2 separate regions of the Homo sapiens genome follow, and region 2 is linked to region 1. Evidence: chromatin contacts called from ENCODE Hi-C or POLR2A ChIA-PET data. All regions are on one chromosome and are shown on one strand. The core of a region is the stretch at or near the end of the contact, and the rest is flanking DNA. Distances in the headings are between cores, read along the strand shown.

Evidence for each region. Hi-C counts contacts between places; a loop is a spot of excess contacts on that map. ChIA-PET counts read pairs that join two places held with the same protein, here RNA polymerase II (POLR2A).
Region 2: a loop to region 1 is called in a map of colonic mucosa, with 1.9 times the contacts of the local background. The contact joins the enhancer-like site here to the promoter of LINC01763 in region 1. A Hi-C loop is called at or near these places in 2 of 168 maps with a recorded cell type or tissue (cardiac septum and colonic mucosa). POLR2A ChIA-PET finds 5 or more read pairs at or near these places in 2 of 52 experiments (H1 and activated T-cell).

What each region holds. Positions count from the first base shown.
Region 1 is chr1:90,850,326-90,853,409 of GRCh38, forward strand. It overlaps LINC01763 (long intergenic non-protein coding RNA 1763), which reads left to right and starts at 1,434. Exons shown (of 2, transcript NR_146610.1): 1 at 1,434-1,954. It overlaps LINC02609 (long intergenic non-protein coding RNA 2609), which reads right to left and starts at 1,313. Exons shown (of 3, transcript NR_135038.1): 1 at 1,158-1,313. RefSeq lists an enhancer at 358-858 and silencers at 642-761, 1,052-1,451.
Region 2 is chr1:90,982,280-90,985,363 of GRCh38, forward strand. It overlaps ZNF644 (zinc finger protein 644), which reads right to left. Exons shown (of 6, transcript NM_201269.3): 2 at 31-91. The coding sequence starts at 74. Among named protein-coding and RNA genes, the nearest start is that of ZNF644, 38 kb to the right of the region's middle. Within about 2 kb of position 1,623, at least 2 of the 41 ENCODE cell types and tissues checked have a DNase peak (open chromatin) inside an H3K27ac peak, as active enhancers do.

The sequences.
Region 1 (3,084 bases), core at 184-2,683:
TTATGTCAGAATGGAAATAAGACAAAAACCTCCTCCTTCCTATAGGGACTTTTTTGAGTACCTTGATAAATACCTACAAAATGATAAATGCTACTACCTCTTTCAACATTTGCACGATGTTAACTAAACACAAAATATTTTTAGTGTGTGAATTAAAATGCCTCTTTTACTGATGGCTTCAGATGTTTCCTTGTAAGATACCATGTCAAGAACTGGTTTATAAATTATCTGTCCTTCCAGAACGCACTGACATCACGCTTCCTAATAGCTTGGTATGATGACTGCTGTCAAAATCGCCTGCATGGAACCATCCCTGACCTGGACTAACAGCATGTATTAGCGTGACAGAGACTAAAAAGCTAAGAACCGCCGTGCGATGGCCGGCTTTGGGCACCGGGGGTGGGGGCTACGCTACGCGTGAAGGGCCTCAGTCCTCGGGCTTTAGTTCAGGAAGAAAATGAAAGCTGGAGGTCTCGTGGGCGGGACTGGAGGCGGCCAGATAGGCAAGAACCCGCAACAGGAGTAGGGACATTTTTTCTTCAAATTCCAATCCCATCCAGCGATAGACAGGCGCGTGGGTCTCCCTCCTCCACGACCACCACACAATGGCACACACTTTTGCTGGAAACTGAAATCGAAGTCTCTGAGGCAGGCTGGGGCCCAGGCCGGCAGCGGGGAGGGGCAGGGTCCAGCCACCTCGGCGTGGCCTTGGCGAGCGCTCCGGGGTCAGAGGCCGTCGTTCTCGCCGCGCTCCACAGCGCGTCACCCGCTGCCCTAGCGACCCCCGGGCGACCCCGGCATCGCCTGGCTGCGCCGTCCCGGCGGGCCGGCCCTCTCCACGCCCTCTCCTGGGGTTTGCGGTGGGCACAGCTCCCTCCAGACTGGGTCTCTCCACTAGCCTCCTCCCCAACTGCAACGTGGGAACCAGAGCTATCCGAGTCACGAGCCCCAAGTGCACACAAAGCCCCCAACGGGGCCACGGCGCCTCCACGCCTCGCTACCTCCAGCTCCAGGAGCGCAGAACGCAGCGCCCTGGGTCACCGCGTCTGCCCTGCGGAGCAGCCCCACTGAGGGGAAGCCTCGGGCAGGAGGTGAGACCCCGCGCACGCAAGCACCCCCGCCCCAAGCAGGGCCCTCTGCCCGAGGGAGACTCTCACCTCAAATAAACGGGCGCTGCCGCCTCCAGGGGGAGGACAGCGGGCGGAGAATACTCACGCTGGGCCCAGCCGCGCGGGGACTTCGCTGGGAACCACGCGCGGGCTCCCGCCGGGGAGCGGAGCCCCAGCCTGCAGTCCTGCGCCCGCCCCAGCACCGCCTCCTCGGAAGGGAGGCCTCTACCGTCCGGCGGCGGACCTGCAGCCGCCGCGGGAGACGCTGCCCCGCCCCCCGGCCCCGCCCTTCGGCCCATCCCCGCCCCGCTGGCCTCCTTTTCCCCTGCCCCCTCCCTCCGCTCCTCAACGCCCGCCGGGTGCAATCTGCTCTCTCCGGGAGACGAACGCGAAGCGACGTGGAAACCCTTCCACCAAAATGAGCTGTGATATCCTTTTGATGGCTATAATTTATTCCAAATCGTCCCTGGACTGAAACGATCAATTAGCAGCCCGAAACGCACTGTGAAGTAAATTGTCACACTCTCTATTACAGGATGGTTATCATATATTTATAAGGTGTGTTTTCTGCAATCAGAACCAACAAGGTGTTGAGCGATCAGTCATAAACGCACTTCTTCAAAAAGAGAGGGAGAGAAGCTCAGCATTGTGTGGCGGGGGAATAATCCTCATGACAGTTCTCTCCCCACCCAGTGATGTTTTGTCTTGGCACCTGGGAAGTGCAGTGAGGGCTGGAGCTCTGGACGGACTCTCTTCGCCACGCGTGCCCCTGGAAGCAGGGTCCCTGTGAACTACGGAGAGACCCCAGAGGAGAGATTTCCTTATTGTGTAAACACAAATCAGTCGTAAGGGCCGCTCCCTCTGTCTTTCTCTGTCTTCTCTTGTATCCACGAAAATAATATCTTACTCTTTGCTTCTAAGCTTCTAATAGAATGTTTGCATCCTACACTTAATGATAAGTATTTTTTCTTCTTCCTCAGGTCTCAAGGTGTTGACCTCCTCTCTTGTTATTTAATTGATGATGTTCGGTAGAAATTATGTCTGGGTGATATGAAGTTTACCCACAGAGAGAACCCTGCTTTCTGAATTGAAATCCTCAGCAGAACTCTTCCATCATTCATAAATGAGATAGCCCAAAGTTCTAAGAAAGTAATAAGAAAGGGCGATTTAGGCCAGGCGCCGTGGCTCACGCCTGTAATCCCAGCACTTTGGGAGGCCAAGGCGGGCGGATCACTTGAGGTCAGGAGTTCAAGACCAGCCTGGTCAACATGGTGAAACCCCGTCTCTACTAAAAATATAAAAGAGTAGCCGGGCATGGTGGTGCATGCCTGTGATCCCAGATATTCGGGAGGCTGGGGCAGGAGAATCTCTTGAGCGGGGGAGATGGAGGTTGCAGTGAGCTGAGATCATGCCACTGCACTGCACTCCAGCCTGGGTGACAGAGTGAGACTCTGTCTCAAAAAAAAAAAAAAAAAAAAAAATACTGATTCAGCCTGGTAGCTATTTTGACTGGACCAGGCCATGGAGACATTGTTATTTTCCTTCTCAGTGGTCAGGAATATACATCTGGAACTTCTGAGTTTTTCCCCTTACAAACTTTCATCAGATAGTCATCCATGAACCACCTATCAATCATTTTTTAGAAGGGTTCTAGTTTGCATCCAAGTGATATTCCTTTTGCCTGAAAAACATAGCTTTAGAGCCTAGACTACTGGTTATTGATTGTGAAAAAAATTTAGCAGCTAGAATTATGCCTTTGTAGTAATAAAGTGACATTCATGCAGAGTGAATCACAAGGTGTGAAGGTAAGATGCAGAATTTATACCACATTCTTCTTAGGTTAAGTGCCCCCATGACTTTTGCATGGGAGGGCTTATCTGCAATGCCAACCCTTGAAGAATGGGGAGAAAGGAAATCTCGTTGGGTATTTGAGCTGTGGAGGCAGCTGTTGCCATTGGGCTTTCACCCCCATCCT
Region 2 (3,084 bases), core at 373-2,872, 130 kb after region 1:
GTACATTTAACAAAGCAGTCTTCTACTTACCTAGATTTTGTCTTATTAACATCTTGCTGCAAGAACGATCTCATCCAAAATTAAATCAAACCTGAAAGAAATACACACAATGACCAAGGTTTAATTTTTTGTTTCAGGCATGAATAACCATAGCTACAATACACTATTATTTTAAATGAAAAAACACAAACCAAATTATATTTCTTGATATAACATAAAAAAACCATTCAACCAGAATACCATCATTTTAATCTTTAGGAAACTATTGCTAAGTGCCCCCCAACCTCACTGCTTTTTTTGAGAAATAATAATCTATTCAAATGAGAAATTGAAACTAATTCTTTTTTTTAAAAAAAATTCTAAATTGTTTTCATTAATTTTAATAGTATGGCAATGGCAATAATTAAAATAATTACTAAAACACACATCTTTCTAGATCAGTATTTATTTAATATTATGTACATATCAAGACACACACCAAACAGCTGAAGACAAAAATGTTATAGTATTGGAACACATAAAAGTATATACACATAAAAGTATATAACAAAGTAATTTGTTAGAGCAACCACAGTAATTATCATAATAGCCAACACTGATTACTTACTAAATGCCAAGCATCATTATTCTAGAGAATAGAATGTATCAATACTCCCCATCTTCAATTTAATCTTTAATCTAGTATAAAGTGACTTCTACACCAACAATCCACTGAACATGCATTTGCCAAAAATATATCCACCATTACTAATTTTACCATATTTCAGAACTTCTGAAAACTCAGTATGTCCCACACTCTACATATCTCCTCCTCCCCATACCTGAAACTAGCTTGTGACTCTTCTAAATTCTCTATTCTTTAAAAAATAGCACCACCACACCTACCTCTGTTCTCAAGCTAGGTTACTTTAACTGTTTTATTTCCAAACTATCATCTCTGATTTGTCCTTCCTAGAACCACAGACCTAGAATTTTCTGCATCGTATCTAGAAAAGATGAGATATTTTCTCTGCCACCCAATGCCATCATCTCCCACCAACCCAGAAGTGGACATGGGGGCCTGTTAAAAACTAAACTATAAAATAAAAGTAAGAACATTAAAAGTCTATTATAAACGACTGAGTGGGATAAGCTGAACTATTGCCCCACAAAAGACTTCCACACCCTGATCCCTGAAATCTGACAATGTTACCTCATATGGCAAAAAAAAAAAAAAAAAAAAGAAGAAGTCTTTGTAGATATGATTAAATTAAGGATCTTGAGAGGGAGGATTATTCCGAATTATCTGGGTGGACCACAGTGCAATCACATGTATCCTTATAAGAACGAGACACACACTGAAGGCAATGAGAAGACAAGCGGAGAGGCCGGGCACAGTGGCTCACACCTGTAATCCCAGCACTTTGGGAGGCCAAGGTGGGCAGATCACCTGAGGTCAGGAGTTCGAAACCAGCCTGGCCAACATGGTGAAACCCCGTCTCTACTAAAAATACAAAAGTTAGCTGGGCGTGGTGGCACGCGCCCGTAGTCCCAACTACTCAGGAGGCTGAGGCAGGATAATCTTGCTTGAACTCAGGAAGCGGAGGTTGCAATGAGCCAAGATCACGTCGCTGCATCCAGCCTAGGCAACAGAGCAAGACTCTGTCTCCAAAAAAGAGGAAGAAGAAGAAGACATGGCAGAGAGAACTGAAAATGCTGCTTTCGTAGACTGGAAGGACATGGGCCATAGCCAGGAATGCCAGCACCCACCAGTATCAGGGAGAAGCAAGGAATGGATTCTCTTCTACAGCCTCCCTCCAGAAGGAACAAAGCCCTGCCATCACCTTGATTTTGGCCCAATAATACTGATTTTGAACTTCTGGCCTCCAGAACTGTGAGAGAATTAATTTCTATTGTTTTACACCAACCAGTTTGTGGTAATTTGTTAGAGCAACCACAGGAAATTAATACACTGAAGACAGCAAGTTCTCAAGGAGATAAACTGGAAGCACCCCTATATAAAAGATGTTACGAACTGCATTGGTCTGCTAGGACTGTCATAAAATACTACAGACTGGGTGGCTTACATAACAGAAATTTATATTAGAGCGAGAGCCTTTCAGGAATCAAGTTAAATAAGGTAACTTATGAGGCCTTTACCCAATATGACTGGTGTCTTTTTTTTTTTTGGAGACAGAGGCTCACTACAAACTCTGCCTCCCAGGTTCAAGCGATTCTCGTGCCTCAGCCTCCGAAGTAGCTAGGACTATAGGCACACACCACCATGCCTGGCTAATTTTTTATTTTTATTTTTAGTAGAGACAGGGTTTCACCATATTGGCTAGGCTGGTCTCGAACTCCTGACCTCAAGTGATCCACCCGCTTTGGCTTCCCAAAGTTCTGGGATTACAGGCGTGAGCCACCACGCCCAGCCTGACTGGTATCATTCTAAGAGATACAAGGTATGCACACACAGAGGGCAGGCTCTCTGCAAAAGAGAGATGCCTCAGGAGAAACAAAACCTGCCAACACCCTAATCTTGAATTTCCCATCTCTAGAACTGTGAGAAAATAAATTTCTGTTGTGTAAGCCACCCAGTCTGTAGTATTTTATGACAGTCCTAGCAGATCAATGCATATTTTTTAAAACTATATATGGTTGCACAAACGATATAAACATACTTGAATGCCATAGAACTGTACACTTTAAAATGGTAAATTTTGTTATGCATATTTTACCACAATAAAAAATAAAGGCATATACAAACACCACACACATACAAACTTTGACTTAAGCTGTTTAATTTTACCTTGCTTTGCTCGTACTCTCCAAAATCTGAAAAAAAACCTTTTAACTGCATTTGTTCCCCACAAACCTAAACCAGCACATTTTAGACACTTTATTTTTATTTTATTAATTCTTAATTGACAAATACTAGTTGTATATATTATCTATTTATGGGGTACAATGTGATGTTTTGACATATGCTTACATAGTAGAATGATTAATTCATGCTAATTAACAAATCCATCACCTCACACTTATTTTTTTGTGGTAAAACACTTAAAATCTACTCTTTTAGCAATTTTAAAATATACATGCATT